3 separate regions of the Homo sapiens genome follow, and regions 2 and 3 are each linked to region 1. A link is a loop called in an ENCODE intact Hi-C map of the cell type or tissue named here. Cell type or tissue: IMR-90. All regions are shown on one strand. Each heading gives the region's core, and the rest is flanking DNA. Links, peaks and the distances in the headings are about the cores only.

Evidence for each region. Peaks named below come from ENCODE experiments on the same cell type or tissue, not always from the same donor. Only the 100,000 strongest peaks of a DNase experiment are listed, where the experiment ranks them.
Region 2: a loop joins it to region 1, with 1.9 times the contacts of the local background. A loop is called at or near these places in 2 of 110 quality-filtered maps.
Region 3: a loop joins it to region 1, with 2.3 times the contacts of the local background. A loop is called at or near these places in 3 of 110 quality-filtered maps.

Annotation. Positions count from the first base shown.
Region 1 is chr3:59,421,830-59,430,103 of GRCh38, forward strand. The region is part of intron 5 of CFAP20DC-DT (CFAP20DC divergent transcript); the gene reads left to right. Among named protein-coding and RNA genes, the nearest start is that of CFAP20DC-DT, 340 kb to the left of the region's middle. RefSeq lists a silencer at 2,955-3,074. In IMR-90, for the core only: no CTCF peak of the experiment used is centred there; DNase peaks (open chromatin) are centred at 3,032 and 3,732; H3K27ac peaks cover 1,269 bases.
Region 2 is chr3:59,242,745-59,251,018 of GRCh38, forward strand. The region is part of intron 4 of CFAP20DC-DT (CFAP20DC divergent transcript); the gene reads left to right. Among named protein-coding and RNA genes, the nearest start is that of CFAP20DC-DT, 160 kb to the left of the region's middle. In IMR-90, for the core only: no CTCF peak of the experiment used is centred there; a DNase peak (open chromatin) is centred at 3,427; H3K27ac peaks cover 833 bases.
Region 3 is chr3:59,768,497-59,776,770 of GRCh38, forward strand. The region is part of intron 8 of FHIT (fragile histidine triad diadenosine triphosphatase); the gene reads right to left. The region is part of intron 6 of CFAP20DC-DT (CFAP20DC divergent transcript); the gene reads left to right. Among named protein-coding and RNA genes, the nearest start is that of CFAP20DC-DT, 690 kb to the left of the region's middle. In IMR-90, for the core only: no CTCF peak of the experiment used is centred there; a DNase peak (open chromatin) is centred at 3,455; H3K27ac peaks cover 725 bases.

The sequences.
Region 1 (8,274 bases), core at 2,595-5,094:
CATCCCCTTCTCCAGAGTTCAGGGCGTATCTTCATTTTTTAACTCTTTTCAAATTGCTACTGACACCTAAACTAACTTGGTATTAAAAGAAAATAGAGCCAAATCACATTCAAAGTGTTCTGGATTGGGAGTCTTATTTATAACTACTTAGACATCAGGTTTCTAAAGAGGAAAGGGGGGGTGTTGAGCACAAAATTCAGAAGAACATTTGAAATTAAGAAATAGAATCACACGTCATCCTAATTAGCCAGGAGTGGAGTAAAAATTCTGCACTTCTGTCATGTTGCCACCATGCAAGAGCAAACTGTGACATTAGTTTAATTACATAAATTTATGAGATGAAAAGAACAACTTTTATAATCATTCAGACAATACTCCTATTCAGTTTGCTGTGCAATATCTTTATTTAATCCTTCTTAAAGTATGTATTAGATTCATTTTTCAGGAAGCCTCAAACGTATCTGTATTTTAATGACTTGAGGGGGCACTTTTCATTTCCCTCCTCTGATTTCTTTAAATGGGTGTCCTCATCGAATGTCCATGCTCCATAAGCTTGTCCACCTGTGTATATTTGACACCAATGCAATCAGCATCACCGAAAGAAAGAGCATGAGAAAAGTCCCCCAGAAGTGATTCTCTTGGGGTTGACTCACGTCATGAGTCATAATTCTTCTTCACCATTATCATAGTAGCTCCCATTTATTGACTATGAACTTGGTTTCATCATTGCATTTACTAAGTACAGTCATCTATCAGTATCTGTGGGGGATTGGTTCCAGGACCTTCCTCAGATACCAGAATCAGCAGATGCTCAAGTTCCTGACATAAAACGATGTAGTAGGTGCATGTAACCTATGCACATCCTTCCATATACTTTAAATCATCTCTGGACTACTTCTAATCCCAAATACAACCCTACATATTATTTCATTCTCATGGATTCAGTGGAGTACCTGGTGTGCAGCAAAATCAAGTTTTGCTTTTGGAGTTTTGTGGGATTATTTTTCTGAATATTTTCCGTCTGTGGTTGGTTGAATTCATGGATGAGAAGCCTACTGATACAGAGAGTTGCCTGTAGCTTCCTCAATCATCTCTAAAACTCCTTGGAGAGTCACAGTGCCTGTCCTGCTCACACCTCCATCTAAAGGAAACTGCCCCAGCCCCACTGCCCAGGGACCACCTTTGAGGTCACACGTGCCTGCTTCTTTTTTTTTGTTTTTTTTGTGACCGAGTCTCGCTCTGTTGCCCAGACTGGAGTGCAGTGGTGCAATCTCGGCTCACTGCAAGCTCCACCTCCTGGGTTCACACCATTCTCTCGCCTCAGCCTCCCGAGTAGCTGGGACTACAGGTCCCGCCACCAAGACAGGCTAATTTTTTGTATTTTTAGTAGAGACGGGGTTTCACCGCGTTAACCAGGATGGTCTCGATCTCCTGACCTCATGATCCGCCCGTCTCGGCCTCCCAAAGTGCTGGGATTACAGGCGTGAGCCACCGTGCCCGGCCCACACGTGCCTGCTTCTAGGGTTGCAAGCTTGACCTACTAACAGCTGACCCACAGACCAGCCAGGCTGGGATTTTGGTGACCTAATTAAAATATTAGCTTGGCCAATTACTTTCTCTTGGGGATTTTACCTAAGTGCAAAAAGGCCCCGCTAATTTTCAGTGACAGCTGAAGCAGAAAGGATAGATTATTAAACTGAGATTTTTAGCCTGGGGTCCACAAACCCATTTCAAATCTTTGTGAGATTTGGGGTTTGTATGTATAAATGGTATGAGCAGATTCACAAATTTGAGGTGCAAGTCGGGTCACACAGCTTATTCACTGATTACTTGCTCCACTCCTTAGCACAAGTTTCACTATCACCCTTTCAGGACCCCCTTACCCATGAGTAATCCAAGAACTCTGAGGTTCCGCGGTGCTAAGGGGCTCCCTCCAGTTCCCATACTCAAGCCAAGAAAACTGGAAACCGATCAATCCACCGCTACTGACGCTCCCTGGTGCCATGCTGCGTCTAGGTCAAAGCCTGGTCTCCTCAGTCAACAGCAGATGTCATCGCTGTCCTGATGGAATGAGGCCTGTGTGGTTCCTGGACGGAGAACTGAAATAGTGTCTTAGAGCTGGCACAAGATCTCAGTGCTCCAGGGCACCACAGGGGCTGGGTCGGTGCTCGTCCTGGTGTCTGGTGTAATGTGGACCTGGAGTCCCGTCCTTTTATCTTCCAGGGGACAGGATCTCAAAATGCAAAGCATGCTATCTTCCTTCTCCTTGTCCCCATCGCAGGAATACCTGTGCTTCACATACCCTTTTGAGTAAAACCCAAAGTGGTAACAGGGTTTTCTCTCTCCCCCGCTTTCTTTTTTTACGTGAGTCAAAGCTTTGTGAATTCAAGGTGGATTTCTGAAGCTTCACTCACCAACGCAGGGAGAAAAAAATGTTAAATCAACAACAAAGCTTGATCTTTAGATAAGCATTTCACTACCTATGCATTTATCTGAGAAGTGGGTCCCTCGTTCTGATGGGATTTCCAGGGGCATTCATGGTTCAGCAATAGATGATTAAGAGAGAGAAAGAATCAAGAACCGCTACTGTAGAGAGAGGGCCCAAGGGCATCCCCGAGGCTGTAAGGGACAGTGTCAGGAGGTGCCTGAGAGTGAATGAGGGGAGCAAGCCAGCATGCTGGACAGAGAGGAGAAAATGCCTGGCCTGTAACTGAGTTGCATGAAGGGGGTACTTGAGAGAGTGCCACGCAATGTGGCTGCGTCTCACAGACACGTCGTGGAGAGAATAAGGAATAAGAACTATAACATTCCATTTATACAAAGCTTGAAAACAAGCAAAATTAACCTACAATAACATAGGTGAAAAGAGTTATCTGGGAGGGTACCAGCTGGGTAGAGAAGGCAGTGCTGGGCAGGCTGTCTATCAGGGAGAGGGTTACTGTTTCTTAAAGGGCTAGCTGCTGATGATTTTAGGCTTGGAAACTGCCAGGTCTCTGGGGCAACTACTCACACAGTCATAGACAAGACATAAACAATAGGCGTGGTGGTGTTCTGATGAAACCACAAAACCAGTAGCAGACCAGATTTAGCCTGTAGGCCTGAGTTTGCTGACTCCTGATCTATATATCTATTAATATCTTGGTGTGGGGTGGTCGTTACGTTTTGTATTCATATATAAAAATTCACTGAACTTGTGAATTTCATGATTTAGATACTTTATTGTATGTAAATTATATCTCAGTTTTAAAAAATCTATTAAGAGATTAAGTTTAAAACAAAACAACAAAAATCTTTGTGGATTCCATGTAGGTATTTCCTAGAATGAACCAGGTTCTGCAATCCAGAACTCATCAGAGCCTCTGCTCTTGGGTTTTATGAGGTTGTCAGTGTATCCTCACACCACTCTGTCTTTACTTGAGCCAGCTGGAGTGGGCTTTGTGGCAGAGAAGCCCTCCCAGAGCTCCTTACCACCATTCTGTAGGGCAGCTTTTACCACCCGCCATGAACGATGGACCAGGCTCCTGGGGTTAAATAACCTGCCCAGGATCACATAGCTCACACAGAGAATACACAGCTCCCACAGCTCAGTCCTTCCATATAACTTTAAAACTCTCTGGACACAAGTCCATCTTCCCCTGGGCAGTTACAGAGAAGCTGCATTTTCTAGGATTCGATTCAGCCTCACGTCGGAGTTACCTCATTGCTGCCTAGCCTTTGCATTCTCATGTTCCAGCTCATCGGTGATTGTTTGTTCTTGGTGCTGAACTTGACAGGAGATGAAGAAAAACACACAGCCAAGGTCAGAGAGCAGCAAACTCTCTCCTCCATTCAGTCTGTTTTCATGTTTAAACTGCACCGATTAAAGAAAATCATCTGGACGTTTTGTCCAAGCACTTGGCCGGGCTGGTGAGGGTCATCCCTGAGCTCCGTCCTCCCATGTCTGTAAGCCTTTGCTTACCCACATCCAATCTCACTGATCCCAGGATGAAGACAGAAGAGAGAAAAGGGATTCTGACATTAGCCATCACCATTAGGGTTTTTCAACATCTGACCATTAGGCAAGGTGAAAAAGAAGAAAAGCTGTTTTTCTGGGCACTTTGGGCCTGAAGAACTTCAGCTACTTAAATCAGAAGCAGAGGCTTTGTTGTTTTGGTTTTGTCTCTGTCATTTAGAGGGCTCAACCTGTGTCATGAAATGCAGCACTCTTACCTTTGTATTTTGCAGTTAAGTTGTGAGAAAAGCCCTCAAGTGGCCGAGAAGGTTGCTTGAAAGACGCACGCACCTGGGTGTCTCCAGTCATACTCACACAGGAAGGAGTGAGCAATGAGGGTTAAAACCATCCCCAGACGGGACCACCCCCATGTCTCTTTGCCTCCCCATCCCCTGTGTTGGTTTCCCATGGCTGCTGAAACACATTATCTGAGACTTCGTGGCTTAAAACTGCAGACATTTATTATCTTATAGTCTTGGAGTCTGATGTGAGTGAGTCTCACTGTGCTAAAATCAAGGTGTTGGCAGGGCTACCTTCCTTTCTGGAGGCCATTTCTTACCTTTTCTGGCTTCTAGCAGCTGCCTGCCTTTTCCTGGGCTTACAGCCCCTTTCTCCATCTTTGAAGACAGCAATGTTGGATCTCTGCATGCCTTTCTTCCGCAGTCACATCTCCCTTGGACCGACACTCCTTTCTCTTCCATTTTTAAGGACTCTTGTGATTACGTCGGGCCCATACGCATAATCCAGGATAATAAAGCCAACCAATTAACTTCAATTCCATCTCCAAGCTGATTCCCTGTGCCATGTAGCCTAATGTATTCACAGGTCCAGGGATTAGGACATGGACATATTGTTTGCCTCCTGTCCCTCATGCCCCGACTCACCAGGGCTGGTACCCAGCCTATCCAAGACACACTCATTTTCCCTGAACATATATGTGCCAAACATAAACAACAACAAAAAGTTGCGTGGACTCCAGATAGGTAGTTCCTAGAATGAACCAGGTTCTGCAATCCGGAACCCAACAGAGCCTCTGCTGCTGGGTTTCATGAGGTTCTCAGTGTATTCTCACATCACCCTCTGTTTACTTAAGCCAGCTTGAGTGGGCTTTGCTGCAGAGATGGCATGTATGATGAGTTTCCTGCCTATTTCAGAATCAGGATTGACTAAAATGTTTACTTACTTTCATTCAGCGAACCAAACAACACCAGAGTTTAAGGAGCTCAGGTTGCCACATTGCCCTTATTGCAGGGAGACGGCGTCTTTTGCCTGTAGTCATTCTCACAGTTCCTGCTTGTGTCTCACCCAGAACCCTGCCTTTACTGACCACAAATTGTCCCCAAATGCATTCGAGAAATTTCTCCAATCCTATATCTAAATTTATGGTTCACTAAAGGGGAATGTGCACATCGCATATGAAATATTTGAAATGCTTATTAATTAACATATCACAGCCTGTGCAAATAACACATTACATTCCTTGCTATTTCTTCAATGACATTTGGAGTATTGGTGGACAGAGCTACAAATATTTTTGTCTGGTCTCGCGGAGACATTCTATCATGGTTTAAGTACGATGGATGATTTACACAATAAAACCACAAAACCAGTAAGGAAATGAATAGGCTGACACACATGTGGGCACTCGTAGCATATTGAGAAATTTAGCAAAGTGATTCATGGTTAAGAGTTTGAAATCAAACTGCCTGGGTTCAAATTGTAGCTCTTCCACCTACTAGCTGTGTGCCTTAAGCAAGTTTGCTTACCTTTCTGTGCTTCATATTTCTCCTCTGCAGAATGAAGATAACAATACCACCTAAGTCATGGGCTTCTTATAAAAGTGAAATTAACTAATACATGTAAAGTGCTTAGAACCATGTGTGACACATAGTAATTACTCAAGGAATGTCAATTCTTGTTGGTGTTATCATTAACATCATTACTATGTGGTAGACACAGGAGGCTCACTTGGTTCAGGTCCCCTGTCCTCCTGGAGCCTACAGGAGGAAAAAGACAGATAAGTAGGTAGGGAGGAAGTAGCCAAGGGAGGAAAGAACAAGTGCACAGAAATTGAAATGGGGATCAGGGAAGGTTTCTTAGAAGAGGCAGAATTTAAGCTGAGGCTGACGGGATACAAAGAACTTAGCCAGTGTAGCTAGAGCCAGAGGTGGAGGTGGGAGTGTTGTAGGAGTTGGGCACAAGGTCTGGAGGCCTCAGTAGGATGCTACCTGTGAGTTCCTACTGTGAGTACCAGTGTTGGGTGTTGTCAGGGCCTCCTGGGCCCACGGGAGCTCCTGTGGGGGCAGTTGCCACCTATTTCTCCCTTCCTCATCGGGTCTTCCCTGTATTCTTTGTCCACCTTTTTTTCTTTCCCTTCTTTGTTCCTAAAGCCTTGGCCCTGACAGCAATCTCAGGGGGGACAGGTTAATGGCCTCTAGTCTAGATACAGTCCCTTGGGGGTAGGAGGTGTGCACGGGCTAGATTGTCATCCTTCTGGTCTGGGGACTCTATGATCCCAGATCTTAAACACCAGACTCATCTTTCTCTGCGATATCGTTTCCAGTAGAGCAGTTCTGAACCATCAGTCACATGGAGGCTGTGCTGGTCTCTCTCCCATGCATCCAGCATCCTGGCACCACTTGTCCCAGAACATGAATAAAAACTAACTTATGTGAGTCCTGAAACTCTGGCCTCAGCTTGCAAGAAGAGGGTGTGTTAGAGAATTTTAGGAGCATTATAGACAGCACTAGCCTTTCTCTGGTCATCCTGACAAAGACCTCAACTCTCCTGCTTTTTTGTTTCTGCTCTAGGTTTGATCTGGCTTTGGCCATTCACTTGGGTAGGGGCTGTCTGGAGTGCTGGAAGCACATGGGCTAGAATCTTGTCCGTTGTATAAGTTGAACAAATCTTAGCAGGCTTAGTGTCAACTCTCAGAGCACTCCTTTTTCTCATTTGGAAAACGGGAAAATAATACTGCCTTCACACAATGGGATGAATCCAAAGCCCCGTGGCCAGCGCCCAGCATAGTCAGTGGTGGTGGTCTGCATCTCGTCATGTCCTCCAGGCTCTGTACATCTCATCTGCCCTCCCTTCTCACCCTCTCTTCTCTTACCCACTAGCAGAGCCCTTGCAGCTAAGCTGAGCTACACTTTTCCTGCTTTCTGATTAGGTGGCAGCTGTCTGATCTTTAACTGGAACAATCTTGCTTATAGAATCTTTGTAAATTAGAAAACAACCAAGCAGTGCATAGCAGAACATTGAGCCACAGGACCTTGAGCCAAAGATCTCTGTGTCTTCGGTCGAGCAATATGACTGTTCGGTCTCTAAATTTGTGATAGGACCTAAGAGGACTTTTGTGAAGACTAAAGTGAGCTGGTATGAAAGCTTCATGTACAGTGTATTGTTATTTTATCATTACACATGTTATATATCATTACATACAATGATAATGTATTTTATCATTAATAACTACTGGCTGGTTTCTAGATGTTGCAGAGGAAGATGATTAAGTGTCCTCACTGCTGCTTCACTCCCAGGAGCACAGCTGTGATCGTGAAACAACTCTGTCATCAATCGGCATCCTCAGATCTGTGCTGTCCATGGTGGTAGCCACCAGCCATATGTGGCTGTAAAATTTAATTATATTAAAATTCTGCTTCCTCAGTCATACCAGCCACTACATGGCCCATAGGTACAAATGGCTAGTGGGTACTCTATTGCTCAGTACAAATATGGAACACTTCCATTATCACAGAGCATTCTATTGGACAGCTTTGGACCAAAGTATAAGTCCCCTCCCCTCATCTCTTTGAAGAGTTCCAGGAATGCCTGCAGTAAATTTTGGGGATGCTACAGAGCCCACAAAGTATATATTTTAGGTTAGATCATCCCAAATACATCCTTCAAATTTACTATAAATAAAAAGATAAACATCGTTGCTTTGAAAACTGTTGTTAGAATGATGAAGGCAGGGGCCGGGGGCAGTGGCTCATGCCTGTAATCCCAACACTTTGGGAGGCTGAGTCGGGCAGATCACCTGAGGTCAGGAGTTTGAGACCAGCCTGGCCAACATGGCAAAACCCCGTTTCTACTAAAAATACAAAAATTAGCTAGACATGGTGCATGCCTGTAATCCCAGCTACTCAGGAGGCTGAGACATGAGAATTGCTTGAACCGGTGAGGCAGAAGTTGCAGTGAGCTGAGATTACACCACTGCCCTCTAGCCTGGATGACTGAGCGAGGCTCTATCTTAAAAAAACAATTATAGGTGTACGTGTATATAT
Region 2 (8,274 bases), core at 2,014-4,513, 180 kb before region 1:
TTCCACAAAAGGGTGGGGGGCCTGGGGAAGGGAGATATTTACTCAAACTCCCACCAGCTGAAACCAATCCCTGTTAAGGTTTTGTTTCAGTTGCTAGAGCCCACATCTCACACCACTCCATTTCCTACCTCTTCCTGGTGAAAATCCCCAGAAGAGCCGTCTACACTCACTCTCTGCTGTCCCTCTGCCCCCATCCTCCCTTCAGTCCTCTTCAGTCAGGGCTTCTTCTCCACCATGCCATCTGGGTCCTCACATCCAATGACAGTTTTCAGTGCTCTTCCTACTTGCCTTTTTAGGAGCCTTATTAGGACACCCACACCTTGGGGTCACCCTGGACTCCTCTCCCTCACATTCCACATTCTTCACCAAACCACATCAGCTCCACCTGCAAAATACGCCCAGAATCTGACCCTTCTCATCCCATGTTCTACTACCATCCAGGTCCAAGGCATCCCACTGTTGACTGAGATGATTGCAGTAACCTCCTAACTGCTCTTTTGCTTCCATCCCTGCTATTGTCTCAACGTTTACATTCCCCAAAAATTCCCGTATTGAAACCTTCACTCCCAAGGTGATGGTATTAGGAGGCGGGGCCTTTGCCAGTTAATTAGGTCATGGTGATGAAGTCCCATGAATGGGATTAGTTTCCCTATAAAAGAGACCCCAGAGAGATCCCTCACTCCTTCTGCCTTGTGAGGTCAGTGAGAAAATGGCCGTCTATAAGGATCCAGGCCCTCACCAGACACCAAATCTGCTGGTGTCTTGATCTTGGACTTCCCAGCCTCTAGACAATGAGAAATGAATTATGTTGTTTATAAGCCACCAGTCTATGATATTTTGTTATAGCTGCTTGAAAGGACGAAGACAAGTCCTTACCCCTTTCCAGCATATTCCCAACATAGTAGCCAGAGTGACTCAATCTTAAAACAGGTCACATCCACATTTGTTCAACAAACTGCCCACAGCCTTCCAAGAAAGCCCTGTGATTAAATAATGATTTCCATGAACTGGTGTGATCTGGCCATTTGCTACCTCACTTTGACCTCACTGCCACTTTCCCTCATTTACTCTGTTCTGGCCACTCTGGCCCCTTTGCTCTCTCTTGAATATACCAAGCACTCTCCTGCCCACCAAAGCCTTTACTGTTTGCTGTTCTCTCTGCCAAAGCTTTTCTCTAATCATCAGTATGGCTCCCCACCTTACTTTCTTCTGTTCTGTTAGCAGTGAGTCTTGCCTTCTGTGCTGGGAGTTCCTGGAGTGCTTCTCCCTGTCCTGCTCTGTTTTTCTCCATGGCACGTATCACTGTGTAACATACTTCATGTTTACATGCTCATTTGTTTATTTTCTATAGCCTGTCTCTAGAATCTAAGCTCCGTGAAGCAGGGAACTTATTTTTCTACTGTTATGTCCCACGTCCAGAATTATGAAATGGACCCAGTAAGAATTTGTGGTTATGAATAAATAAATGAATGACTCTAGTATTCTTTATATTATATATCCAATTCACTTTTAATAAAATGGCATCATATAAACATAGCTTGCTTTTTAAAACCTAATAAATTGTCAACAATTTCCCATATCAAAAATATTATTCTATAACATTTTGCATAATGACTTCTCGATATTCTATTTTAGAGATGCACAATAATTCATTTAATTCTCTAATGCCCCTTTTGATGGTGTGCAAAATTTTTATAACAAAGATGACCACTTGAACGCACATCCCTTTCTGATGCACTCTCTCTTTCATTCTGTGGACTAACACTGCAACTGGAAAGCTGGCAGGCCTGGAGCTCTGCTGGCACGTACAAACTTGTGGCATTGTCTCTGGGCCTTTGGATTCCTTGCTTTATAAACTTCCCATAGCTACCCAAATGTTGCGCCTCTGGTTTCCTTTCCTTTTCCAAACCACCATCCAGTTTTGTTGAGTACTGCATTTCAATACTTCGCCTAATAGGACGTGCATCCTGGGCTGAAACTGCAAACTTTTTTCCCTTAGGAGATTTTGGTTGATAATATAGGAATATAGCTTATTTTATTTTGCTAATTTTATGGAAGCTCCTGCCTATGACTTAATCTTTAGCACCTCTCAAATCAATTGATCAGAGGCAATTTAGAGAAAACATCTGTTTTCATTTCCTACCTAGTGACCAATAAGTGACTGTTTAGGAATAACTAAGTGTTCTCACTTTTAGCATGCAACAAGAACTGCGTGCCTCAGTTACTAGCATAGGAACTTGCTGTGTCCTGAGGGGAAATGTTTTTCTCTGTAGGAGGATAAGCTCCTTAGTAGCATGAACCTGAGCATAAATCAGAGCTTCATTAGCTTCAGGGACTATCCTTTTCGTCATCTAGAGAAATACACTTTTTAATTTGCTTGCCACTAAAAGTTTAAAGAGATCCCAATTATTTTTATTTATTCATCCAAGTCAGCTAGCCTAAGATGGCCTTACTCAAAGTCTCAGAATAAAATAAAAAAAAATTACCGGAATAAAAGCTGCTGTACAGTTTCCTAGGAAAGGTAGGTTATCTTTATCTGTAAAACATACTCAATTTAACTATTACATATGATTGACATTATGGTAATACTTAACTATTTTTATAAAAGTCTTCAGTATGCTCTGTCATTTGACCTTGCAGCCGGAATATCTTTATTTTATTGGACATTGGAGAGGAAGTTCTTAGAAAGGGCAGTGTTTTGTCTGTTGTCATAGAGTTAATCAGTGGTGAAGCCAGAATTTGAATCCCAGCCACAGACCTGTTTCTTATCACGAAGTCGAGGTGCTTGGCATTATCCAGTGTTCTGTACCCTCCTGCATATTTGAATTACCTGGGGAGATTTTTAAAAATACAAATTCCTGGACTCATCTCTCTCAGATATTCTGAGTCCTTAGGTCTGGGGCAGGGCCAGGAATCATTTTTTTAAAAGCTCCCTGGGTGATTCTACCATGCAGCTTAGGGGTTCTCCATTGCAGTTTCCCTCGGCAGAGAGGAAATAATATGCAATTAGCCACTAATCAAGAGAAGGAGCAGTTTAGCTCATAAGATAGAAAAGAATTATGTCTTTGTTTTGCTGTCCTGTCATGTCGTTAGAAAAAAAATCATGGGAGTTTAAAAGTCATTGCAGAGGAATTTAGCTTTTTATGAAGAATTATGGGATGGCAGAGCTTCTAGGCCCCCTGAGGAAATAAATCTGCCCACTTTTGGCTGGCGCATGACTCCTTTAACAGCTGTGTGTGGTCAGCAGTTTACCTTACAATTACCTTATCTTGACCTATCTCCTTTTGATGATGCAAAAGGATGTTAATCAAGGTTGACTCTTTTTTGGTTCATCCTAAGAATTGACCCCAATCAGTGAATCTCCGCTCTTTGTTTAAAGTTTTGAAGCACAAAGTTTTGACTGTTCCATTTATCTTTTCTGCCTCATCTGCAAAGGAATTGGCACGTCTCCAGGTCTCCAACTGTGTGGCTACTTCTCATGCTCGCATCTCAGAAAAGTGATGGAATTGTCTGTTGTACGCACATCAGCAATGTTCAGTCATGAATTGACTTCTTCGGACTCTAGTAGTGCCTCTTCATCAAGTCTGTGTGTATTTTTTCACCAGTGCTGATGCTTGATTTGTTATTCCTTGTCTCTGCTGCCTCAGACAGGCCTTCCCGGGATTCTAGTCCTATGTTGTTTGTCTCTATTCATGTGCGTCATTATTGTGTAACTGCCCACATTTTAAATAATTGGCTTTGAGGAGGTGAGAGGCACCCAGGCAAAACTAAGCCCAGTCTTTCAGACCCACTTGCCGGTGTTGGAGTTGGCAGCACAAGCTGGGTATTCTGAGCTAAAATACTTCATCTCTTTGAGCCTCAGTCTCCTCATTTGGTTTGAGGACTAAATAAAGCAATTTAAGTCTCTGGCACACTATGGGTGCTCAATGTTAGTCTCTTTTTCTTGGTTTTTCTAAATTTGGTGTAACATGATTCAAATACTATTCACTACTTAGATAAACCTGACTGTGTTATCTTTGTTCTCATTAAATAGATCTGGTTACCCAACAATGCAGTTTCCTGAGCTCTGTATATTCTGACCAGAAACTACCCAGAATGTGGCCAGCCCTTAAAACTGCAAGTCACCTGGGAAGGGAAATAGTATTTATTAATACTCCACCCCACCCCATAAAACAAGATATGCGTGTGTGTGCACTCATGCATGCATGCACACACACACACACACACACACAATACTCAATGAACTGTGCTACTAGGGACTTTCCTCACAAAAACTTCATGAGGTAGGCAGCATTAATATTCTAACCTTATAGATTTGGATTTGAGACTTAGAGGATCTAATTTGCCCACGGATACACGGCCACTAATTAGTAAAGCTGGAATTCCAACCCTTATCTCTCTGATTCCAAAAATGGTTACCTCTTCAGTAGGCATCTTTTGGCTTTTTGGTAGGATATCTATTCAGAGAATAGTAAAAGAGATACTTGAACTACAAAGTGCAATTCATCATCTGCTTTCACAAGCTCCAACATTTCCATGAAATATTTGGATAGGGTGAGGTATGGCAACTTTGGGGGTGTGGGTGATTTGGTTCATAACTGTGTGTTTATGTGTGTGTTGGCATGGGTGTGTATCTGCAGCATGAATGTAATTATAATAACCCACTCACAAAACTCCTCACACTAAGGGGCAGAACTCTGTATGTTGAGAAACCACAAGTCTTTAAGTAAGAAATGTCTCACAGGAGTCAAATATCAACCAAACATCTGTGTGGCTAATCAAGGAGCTACAAGGCCACACTTAGTCAACAGGAAGAGTCCCTATAGAAAGACATCACTAAAAGCAGTGCCATATGATTTATTTGCTATAACTCAATTTCCATCTGTCTCATAAGGTGGATTGTGTACACACTGCACTGCAGGCATTCAGCCACGGTGGAAGCATACCAAGGAGCAGAAAACCTTCTCCTCCCTCGGGCTATTGGTGATATGCTCTGCTAAGAACCAGGCAGGGCCAGGGTGGCCTACAAGGAAATGCCTTGGGCCGTCTTGCCAAGACTTCATACCTTTAGGAGCTGGCTGGATCATGGGCCTTTGAACAAGGTTCTGTAGCAGTAATGGGGCCAGGTGGGTTTTAAGCATTCTGCTTTTCTCGGAGATTCCTTTGACTCACATTTGCAGACTCCAGATGGTAATTTTGCCACTTCAGGCAAGATGCTGTTCATAGTCCCTTAAATTTCTTACATAAATAAAGAATGAGCCAAATAAATACTTTCTTGCTATTGTGTGTTGAAGAAAATCAGGTGAAACTGAAACCCTTTCGCATTCTGTAAACAGTATACAAAATGTAGGAATGCTTAAGGCTGAGTAAAAACCAGTGTGATCCTATAAAACCAAGCCATTGCATAAGAACCAAAGAACTTCTAGAGCCTTCTGAAAATTAATGATTATTTTAGACAATATTAACCTTTATTTTTTGTAGGTAACAGGAACCTCATCTATTTTGTTTCAAAAGCTTCCTTGTTTAGGTTACTATAATATCCTCAACAGCTTTGAAGGAAGAGATTTTAAGAAACTATTTCTGTAGGAAAATTTCCTCCTTTGGCATTCCTTTTTGTTAGGCAAACCTATCTTATAGAAAGTCAGCACCATGACACATTTGCTGTGGAGAGAGAGGAAAGGAAGTCAAGGAGAGGGTACCCTCAGACAGGGTTATATGTTCTCCCTCCAGGACCCATAGTGATGATATGGTTTGTCTGTGTTCCCACCCAAATCTCATCTGGAATTGTGGATCCTGTAATTCTCACCTGTCGTGGGAGGGACCCAGTGGGAGATAATTGAATCATGGAGGCGGTTGCACCCACACTGTTTTTGTGGTAGTGAATAAGTCTCATGAGATCTAATGGTTTTATAAGGGGAAATCCCTTTTGCTTGCTTCTCATTCTCTCTTGCCTGCTGCCATGTAAGATGTGCCTTTCACCTTCCACCATAATTGTGAGGCCTCCCCAGCCACGTGGAACTGTGAATCCAATAAACCTCTTTTACTTTATAAATTACCCAGTCTCAGGTATGTCTTTATCACAGCGTGATAATGGACTATTACACAGAACATTTCTGAAGTACACTGTAGCTAGCTGTGTGACTTAGGGCAATTATTTAAAGACTCAGAGATTTAATTCCCTCACCCATGAAATGAAAATAATAATATATATCTTTTGGGTTTCTCTTGATGGATAACATGAAATTACAGAAAATCATGTTGTTACTCCAATGTGCTGAGTAGACAGGGTTCATTAAATATTACTTACATCTGAATCTGAATGTTAAAGTGTAATGCTGGAATGGGAAATGCAAGAGGACAATTCTTGTTTTGTGGGGTTGGCATATCTGCTGGGTGAGGAGGGCACTTCCTCATTAAATTACTCAGCAAACTTCACTGAGAGCCCATTGTGTTCCAGGCACAATGCTGGATGCTGGGGAGAGGGATGAATAAAAGAATCTCAGCTCACATGGAGCTCATGGCCTGGTTGGGGAGAGGGACATTTAAATAAATAAATCACTATCTGGTGCTGAGTGCAGCAACTGAATCATGTGCAGGGTAGAGAGATAACACAAAGAAAGTAAGGTCAACAATGTAAGGTCATGGGTTCAGTCTGATCTGCTGTCTGTTTTGGTAAATGAAGTTTTATTGGAACATAGCCTGCTCATTCATTTACCTATTGTCTATGGCCACTTTTACCCTTACGGTGAGTGCAGTCGGTTCTGCTCTAAGGATGCACATGCGTTTCTGAAAATCACCACACTATACACGATTGTGTAATAAAAAACACAAGGCCTATGGGGGAAATGGCACTGGGCACAGCACTCAAGAACTTGGCCAGTGACACATAAAAAAATGGATAACCTGAAAAAGATGACAACATATTTCTACACATGTAAAATGGTTAAGAAACATATAACAATACTACCACAAATATGGCCACTTGCCTTGAAAAAGCCCTGGCATTAGCCTGTAGAAGTGGGAGTGAGAAGCGCTGCAGCTCATGAGCTATTGTGGAGCGGTCAGAGGGGGTTATCTGGAATCCCAGGGAAAGTTGTAGCAGTGGATGTGCATGGTGTGGCTTATACACTCATGCTGAAATGAGGGTGGATGGCAGATGTTTGATGGGGGTGTGTGTGTGTGCATTGTATAATTTCTTACGTGTCTTGTTACAGATGTGTTCAGTTTTTTTGCTTTTACTTAGTGTTTCTCACAGAGGAAATTGCACATAAGCAAACGTGAAATTCATGTCACGCCCATATTGTTCCCTAATATATTAATCGTATTGGAACAAATGCACATTTCTAAACAAGTGTTAGAGCAGAATTGATTGTTGTTGCAACAGAGACCATATGGCCCACAAATTCTGAAACACATACTATCTGGTCCTTACCAGAAAATGTTTGCTGACTGCTGGCACAGAGGAAGGAGGGGTCAACTCTGAGGGAACAGGAAGGCTGCCAGAGGGTGCTGTGTCTGAACTGTGTTTAGGAGGTTGAAGAAGGCAAGTCTGAGAGGTAACACAAGGGACTGGGAACATTTTGCCATTTTTATTGTTATTCCCTCTCCCATGCATATACCTACATTCACTTATCCTCCTTTCTTTCCCAAGAGTATAGCTCTTCCAACTTTTGTATAGAGTGAACCAGGATGCAATACACAGCCTTATGGGTCAGAAAATGCTCCTCTGATTTAGGAGCACTCAAAATGCTGAAAAAACCCCTCCTCTTGTCAGCCCATATCTGGGAATGGCACAGGCCTTGCCTGGGCCATCCCTTGCATGTGGAAAAGCAGTGGTTCAGTAGGAGAGGCAGCAGAATGGCCCATCAGTGGGTTACTAGGATACCATGTGGTCTCCCCTTTTACAACCCTCTTTGTGAGGTCCAACTCCTCCCTGGGGTCTGGCCTCATCAGAGTTTTCATCCCTATCTCCCTAAATCATACTGAACTTTTTTCTAATTCCATATGAGAGTTATGAGTCTGAACAGAGATATGCAAAACCATTTCAAAAAATTGGCTGTTTTCCAGATCAGCAAAATCAGTAGGAGGTGATTAAAATAACTGACCTCAGGAAAAAATACAGAGATGACATTGATGAGAAGGAGGTGTGTTAGTCAACCACAAAGAAAAGAAGGAGAGAGGACATTTTGGTCCATCTCTCTAAGGCCTCTGTTCTTATCAGAGGAAACAAAGGCATATCAGACTACCTCAGTTTAATGTCAGAAAACAATCGTG
Region 3 (8,274 bases), core at 2,014-4,513, 350 kb after region 1:
CAAGATGGTTCCATTTCAGGACACTTATTGTACATGCCTTCTAATTTATCTTCCACTCTATAGGTTTCCTGGGGGCAAAATCATGTCTTTTCACAATAGCCAATCTTTTCTTTGACTTCCCAGACATCAATGTCATATGGTTCAATCTAATACCTTAACCATGACCTTATAAAACCAAAGCTAGGCACATAGGAGAGGCTCACTAAATACTTCTTGCCCAGATAAACTTATCACAGTAGATATTCAGAAGGATGACATAGTTGTACCCATCCTCAGTCCTCAAATAAGAGTTTAATTATGTTATGTAAACCATATGATATACTAGTGAGGCAGGAACAGATACACATTGTAAAAGAGATCCAGAACAAAATAAGATTTCTCTGTGGCCTTCGCCAATCTTAAAATGTAACTATATTTACTGAATCAAACTCTTACAGCATAATAAACTTACTTACAAAGAATCAGGGTAGACAGCCTAACCTTGAGTACCTCAAGTCTTTGCCCCTGGATCCCACATAACAATATCCTTCCCTCTTTTAAGGAAAGCTGGAAAGAAAACCACTCTGCCAGCAGAAGGGCAAATAAAAGGTATGTCTGTGCCTGCACACAGAGGTTGGCATCCTACCCTGATTTGTGACCCATAATTAATGTCAATTTCATAATTTCGGAGGATAGAAGATCAACAAGGAAGCTGACCTCTGGCTGTCTCACAGCTAATCATCTTTTGAGGCGGAAACTTGAGAGGAAACAGAAACGACAGGCTGGAGCACCAGGCTGTGGCTCGGAGTGTGTTTTGGGTGATCTGCCAAGCAGTGAGAACCCATGGTCACGTGCCCTCTCTGTGCTGGCCCCACAGTGACACCTGCTCACCCTCCATTGGGTAAGGTGGGAACCTGCATCCCACCCTGTAGAAGGCTTGGCTGGACGCCTGCTAGTCTCTACAAAGTTCCTTCTCATTGTGTGCACTCTTCTACATGGCTTCTTAATTATGTATGTGCACAGGCTGTGTCGAATGGAGTTGCCTTTGCCTCTGCTCACCACGTATTACATTTTTAATCAGTATATATAATTACTTACCGCAAGCTGCCAGGCCAGATTTTCTGAGCATTAGTCTAATTAACTTAAACTTGATAATTATGTTTCGGATACCATAGCAGTACACACGGAACGGCAGACTTTGCTGCCAGCTTATTTGATTCCAATAACGTGTTTTCTCAATACTGGACTAGTTTTGATTTTTTTTTTTTTTTTGAAAAAAATGGCCATCTGATAATTACTTTGGTTTCAAAATTTCCCCTCAGATAAACCCATTCTGCTATTTAGGACAGCTTCTCAAATGATTTACACGGATTGAACTGTTATAGTATGTTTCTGTGTATTTTTACACACACAAATCTGTTTTTACTAATATAAATTCAAACTGAGGAGAAATGACAGTAGAAGGAATTCTGATGGTCAAATGACAGAATTGTCCATGTTTCAACTGCTCTATGCATTGCCTTTTCCATTTCAATTTGGGTTGATGAAAAATGAGAGACAAGGAAAAGCAAAACAAAACTAAACAAAACACAGAAAAATGCCCAGACTTGTAAGGGAGAAAGGTCAGCTTCTGGTTGAACGAGGGCATGATAAGTTCCCACACTAATAAGGCTCAATTCACCTAGGGCTTACCATGTGCCAGGCACTGCAAAAAGCTCTTTTTTGTGGACTATCTCATCGAATCGTCCTAACAACCCTATGTGGTAATTAGTTATTACTATAGGTTGAATTGCATCCTCCTGAAATATATGTTGAAGCCCTAATCCACAATGTCTCAGAATGTAACTTGGTTTGGAAATAGGGTCTTTGTAGAGGTAATCAGGTTAAAAGAAGGGCATTAGGGTCAGCCTTAATCTAATATGACTGGTGTCCTTATACAAAGGGAAAATTTGGACCCAGCAGCTGCCATGCACGCAAAGAGATTAAGTGAAGATGAAGGCAAAGATTGGGGTGACGGATCTCTAAGCCATGGAATGCCAAAGATCATCAGCAAACTCCCAGCAGTGAAGTGGACACACTGAACAGATTCTCCCTTAGAGCCCTCAGGAGGAACAGCTCTGCTGACACCTTCACCTCGGGCTTGTAGTTGCCAGAACTGTAAAACGACAAATTTCCATTGTTTAAGCCACCCACCCAGGTTGTGGTACTTGATTACGGCAGCCCTAGCCCTCTAATACATATACTCTGGTTACCACTACTCCCCGTTTCACAGATGCCAAGGCTCAGAAAAGCTATGTGATGTGTCCAGGTCTGCACAGCTGTCAAGTGGCAGGGAAGGAGTCCACAACAGGCCTTTCGGACTCCCATGCTCAACCCTTGACCTCACCCATGCCTGTGCCACTCTGCTTCTGCCCAGGAGGCTGAAAGAATCAATACAACAAATCCCAGAAGTGGATGAAGCACTATGAACACTGTAATGCTTCTAAGGTAAAAGTCAAGCTTAGATGGTGCCTGTTTTCACATTTGCACATCGCCTCTTTTATTTAACACGTAAAATGACTGCTTGAAATACCTGCACTCTAGTTTTGGAGGGCAACAACATGGAATTTAAATTTTCTTAGGGTGAGGGTAGCGGGATTATTTTGTTCTCTTCTCACATAAGACAATAATGGACCAAAAATACCACTTACCAATTACAAAAGACAACAAATAACAGAGCACAACTCAATGAATCGAATTGCAGAAGGAAGAACAGGTGGGCTTTCCCAAGATGTCATAATAGATGGAAGGAGAACAAGAGAGAATGAACCTGCTCTATAAAGGCCAAAGACAGGAAATGAGAATCATTCTGGGGAAAAGATACAACCTTTATCCAGGAGGAAAAGCATGGGAATATGATAATAATTTTTAAAAAAGACAATTCTCCAAGAATATCTCCTGGAATAGATCCAACGGAAAGCTTGACACCAGATAAAGAAGGGAGGTCAGGTTCATTGAGGGCCTATTACATTTGGGGTATGTTTGAGGGTGAAACCCCCCATAGAGTGTTGTGAAGTAGAAGCTATCGCCTCCCACTTTGCAGATGGGGAAATAAAGTTCTAAGCAATTAAATAATTACTAAAGGGCAGCTACTCCTTGGCCCAGCAAATCACTGGAAATGCTGACATGGAAGAACAGCAGGAAGGGTTGTCCTAAGAAGAATTACTTTCCTTCTTCAGACTAGTAGTGTCTCTATGTCTGTGGGGAACGTGCACAAGCTCACACTCAAGACACAGACTTCTCGTCATAAAAAAATTTCACAAATTACCTCTAAGTTGCTCTAAAACGGGAGTGCTTATCATTTTTAGGCATGTCAGCACTTTTTAGAATCTGATCAAAGCTATGTATGACTCCTTTCCCTAGAAAAATGTGTGCACACACATAAATGCATACACTTTACTTGAAATTTCTAGAAGGTTTGTACACCCTCAGGGATCCATGAGTCACAGCTTTAAAGCCCACAAAGGATACATCTGCCTCCAAGGAGCCCAGCAACTTTATGACACACTAAAACAAACACATAACATGCACTCGCACAACCTTGACCAGGACAGTCCCCCTCCACAGTCACTGGCTTGTATCTCCATGTTAGCACACCCACCTCCACCACTGAGGGGGAGCTCTGCTGTGCTTCGTTGATCTGCATTCACTAATCTACATTCCAGGCCCCACATAAAGCAAGTATAAAGTGAATGTTAAGTGAATTTGAAGTTAGAAGACCTGGACTTGAGCTCTATCACTCCCTCTGGGTCATGTTGTTTCATCTCCTTGAATCTCACTTTTATCACCCACGCTATTAGGCAGAAATCACCCCGGTTTGCCTCACCTTTTCTGAAGGATTGCTGGGAGGAACATATGCAGCAATGCAGGTGGAAGCCATTTAGAACAGTAACAGTGAACACTGACTGTGTGCAAACACTGTTTTAAACACTTTACATTTATTCATTAATCTTCATGACCATCTTATCAGGGTGGCAGTGTTACTATCCCCATTTCAGACATGAGGAAGCTGAGCACAGAGAGGTCGGGGAACTGGCCCAGGTAGGCACAGGGCTGGGATGCAAATGCAGGCAGGCTGGTGCCAAGGCCAGCTCTCGTAACCACTGTGCATAGTGCCTCTTCAGGAGAGGCAATGCCACAAAAAATGTCTAAAATTATCCTAACGAGAAGGCAAAAGAACCCTGTGAGCCTTCTATGAACATTAGTGGAGTTTGGAGGTGTGGGGTTTGCAGGGCTTTAGATTTAGACCACCCAGAAGAGCTCGATGTTACATATAACTGCAACTAGCTTGTGCATCCACAACTCCAAATTCAGCCCTGTGGTGGTCAGCGAATATCGAGGGAGAAAAGCAGCAGCCTCATGTAGGAAGTGTAGGGCCAGGGCCCCCTCTCAAAGCTCATTCACATGTACTTACTTTGACTGCCACAACGAACACATTTGTAGGCTTTCCGGCTTGTGGCTTACCTGCCTGTGACCACAAAGCTCATATGTACCACAAGTCCTCTTTTTCCTACTTCAAACAAACAATGCTCATCTCCCTCCTCTGAATTTTTTTGTTTGAGAGTTTCCACCTTAAGGTTTTCAAGGGGTCCACAATTCAGTTGTATCTTGAGTGGAAATCTTATTCTGTAAGGCCCCTGTCTTCATTCTCACACAGTCAAAGCACACTAGCTGACAAGCAGGCTTCGAGCAGAGCCATGATAAAGCTTCAAGCCCTGCCTGCCCAGAGCTCACAGCCCCGGTGGGTGACCCGGAAAATAAGCAGGCACCTGCAAAAGGCCTGTAAAGTGCTGTGATGAGGAAAATATGGGCAACTGTGGGAGTCACAGAAAGGGGGTACCTAATCCAGCATGGGGAGAGGGAGACACTAGAGGGTCCAAAAAGCTGCGTATCTTCTCTGCCTTTGTATTGTCACAAAAATCTAGGAGTCCTCATGAGCTCAATGTTAAGTGGTTGCATGCTTTGACTCACTTAATCGAAAATGTTTTTAAAATCCTGCTTAGACCTTTTTCCTCCCACTGTTCCCTGAGTTAGCTCCTTCTCACCCTCTGGGTCTCAATTTCCAATGTAATTAATTCCCTCTTTTCACGAAGCCTTCCTGGAGCACCCTACACTGCCTGGCATCTCCTGTGCCATCTTCCTGCACTTTCTTCCTTTCTTCCCAGGGAGGCAGGCTTCATCTTGATGTCCCGGGTGTGGACTGCAGACCAACATCACCTGGCGGCTTGTTAGAAAAGCAGAACATAAGGCCCCATCCCAAATGATTCCTCAATACTTTAAAGCTGCCTCGCCCAGGACCTTAGCCATCAGCCCCATGTGACTACCAGGCCCCTGTAAAACGGCTTGTCTGAACTGAGAGGTATTGCAGGTGTAAAGTACATACCAGATTTAGGAGACACTGTGAAAAAGACTGTAAAATATCTCATTAATAATTATTTCATGTTAATTACCTACTGAAATAATATTTATGATATTTTGGATTAAATAAAATATTACAATTAATTTTATCTGTTTTTTTAATATGGCTACTATAAAACTGATAGTCACATGTGTGGTTCCCATTATGTTTATTTTGGACAGGGCTGCCCTACAGCGTGAGATGCGCTGGTTTGGATAATGATCAAGAACAGGCATTGGCAGACGACAGCCACTGGGTCAAATCTGGCCAGGTGCCTGATTTGGTAAAGGGGCTTTTATTGGAACACAGTCACACTCACTCATTTACTGTCTTTGGCTGCTTTTGGGCTACAGCAGCAGAGCTAAGGATTTGCGACAGAAACTGAATAGCCTGAAGAGCTTAAAATATTTACCATCTGGCCCTTTTTAGAGAAAGTATGCAGACCCCAGTCAAGAACGTTCATTCCAGAACTGGACCGATTGACTTAAAATCACGTCTCTACCACTTTTTGGTGTGTGAGGTTCGGCAAGTTACCTCACCTGCCTGTGCCTCAGTGTTTGTATCTGAAAACAGAAGATGAGCATACATACCTAACAGAGTTGTTATGAAGATTAAATGAGTTGATATATGTGAACTTCCTTAAATAGTGCCTCATCCATAGTAGGTTCTCAATAAATGTTAGCCACCATTAATATTACTGCTAGCAGTTATCACAAATTGTAATGACACATTTTTGCTTTAACTTTTTTTCCTGTCTGTCTCCCCATCAAATTAAAGACCTAGGAGAGTGGCATCATTTTCTGTCTTGTTCCAGCTGTTTAAGCACAGTTAAACAGCCCACACGTGAGATTCAATACATATTTGTTGCATGAATCAAGTGCAGAGGAGGGAAGTAATTTTCCTAAGGCTCCACGGCCAGAAAGTGGCCAGGACTTGAATGTGGTTCTATCTGCTTGCCAAACTCAAATTCTTAACTTCTCTTGATACACCAAGTGTAGTCTATAGACCAGCGACATCAGCATCACTTGGGAGCTTGTTAAAAATGCCGGAGCTTAGGCTTCATCTCAGACCGACTGAACTAAAAACTCTATTTTAACAAGATCGCCAAGAAATTCATAGGCACATTAAGGTTTGAGAAGCACTGCTCTGGGCTATAATTCCCAGTTTCGACTCATGTGCTTATTTGTTCAACAAGCAATTAATTTAGCATCAATCATTCCACAGAGCCTTGTGTTTGGACCCCCTAATTCCAGAGCTGATGATTTCTATTCATCCCGATCAGGTCCTGGGGGTGTTTAGGGTTTGCAATGAACGGCAATGTGCTGTGTCAGAAGTGCCCTTTCTCCTACCAGGTTCAAACCACTGCAATGCTGGAGTGACCTCTCTGCACAGAAATCTGCTTAACATTCCTTACCCGCCTGTAGTGACCAGGCCACAGGCTCCGGCAGATGCAGAAGGTCTGAAAATCTAGTTGTAAGTAATTTTCCTCTAGGTGCCTACCTCAGTGAATTGGTTCTCCTGTGCATTTTATACATCAGTGGTCGCACCACTCAAACACACAATCCATTCCCGAGTTTAACAGCTCAGGCACCTTCCTTTTTGATTTTATAAATGAATGCAAATCATCTCCCACTCATATTATAAACCAATTAAAATTCTCCTCACACTTTTAAAAAAACTTGTTACCTGGCTCAAAGATCCTTAGCTCTTTTCTTAGAAACTGGCCCTTATGTGGCCTGTATGTGAGGATGAGGGTGTTTGAAATTAGCAGGAAATCTTAGAATGGTTTCCCCTTTGTCACAGCCAGAAGTTTCAGATTGTGGTCATCAGATGAACGCTTTAAATGAGAAAAAGACTGATTAGCATAATTCTTAAAGGTCTGAACTCTACACTCACAGATGGCCTCTGAGAGGATGGATGGTACAGAAAGGAGATTAGGATAAATCTAATTAGTTTGGGGGTGTTCTCATTTCTCAAGTGGTGAGCGATGGAGAAGAAGTGATGGATGGACAGATGGAGATAATGAAGCCCCATTAAAGCCTTTTTTGATTCTCATTCTCCATGATGGAGCACATTATCCCATTAATGTTTCTGTGAGCTAACACAGCCAAAGTTTGGCGCTGTCACCTCGAAAATGAATTCGAATTGCCTGCCCAGCTCCTTACATGTGTCCACAGGAGTTAAATGAGCCTGAAAACTGTATTCCTGCTGAGAAGCCCATCCTGGCAGCATGGGCTGGAAGCCCTCCCCTTTGGGAATGGGCCTTCCTCCTGGCTGGTTTCTAACAGCACTCAGGCCAGAGTCCCATAGCTTTTCTGCTCCGGGGTTCTACAACTAGAATTTCCTCTGAAATGGGCTGTGGCTTGCACGTATTTCCAGGGTACTGAGACAGACCGCTGCTGTTCTCTTCAGTGGAGGTGACAGCTACAAGTGCTCACCATCACACTCTGATTAGGGACCTGAGGGCAGGGTCCAAAAACAAAAAGTGGCAAGACAGGCCCATGACTCAGTCACAGAGATGTGACATAAATAATAATACAGGACATTGCACAGGCTATGTGCAAAGTAAGGGCCTGACTGGCTCCACTAGCTCAGAGAACAGTGAGACAGTGATGGGCCATCCAGGAAACAGCAGGGAAAGGGGAGAGACTCCTCGGGGTTTGAAAAAAGAACCATGTGCCCCCTGATGACAGCAGCCTCCTAAATGGACCCCTTGCTTCTACTCTTGACTCCCTACAGTCCAGCATCATTTAAGAACATAAACCAGATCAAATGATTCTCCCCTTCAATAATAATCAGAGCTGACATTTATTGAGCACTTACTTATGTGTGCTCAGCGCTGATCCAAGCACATTGCA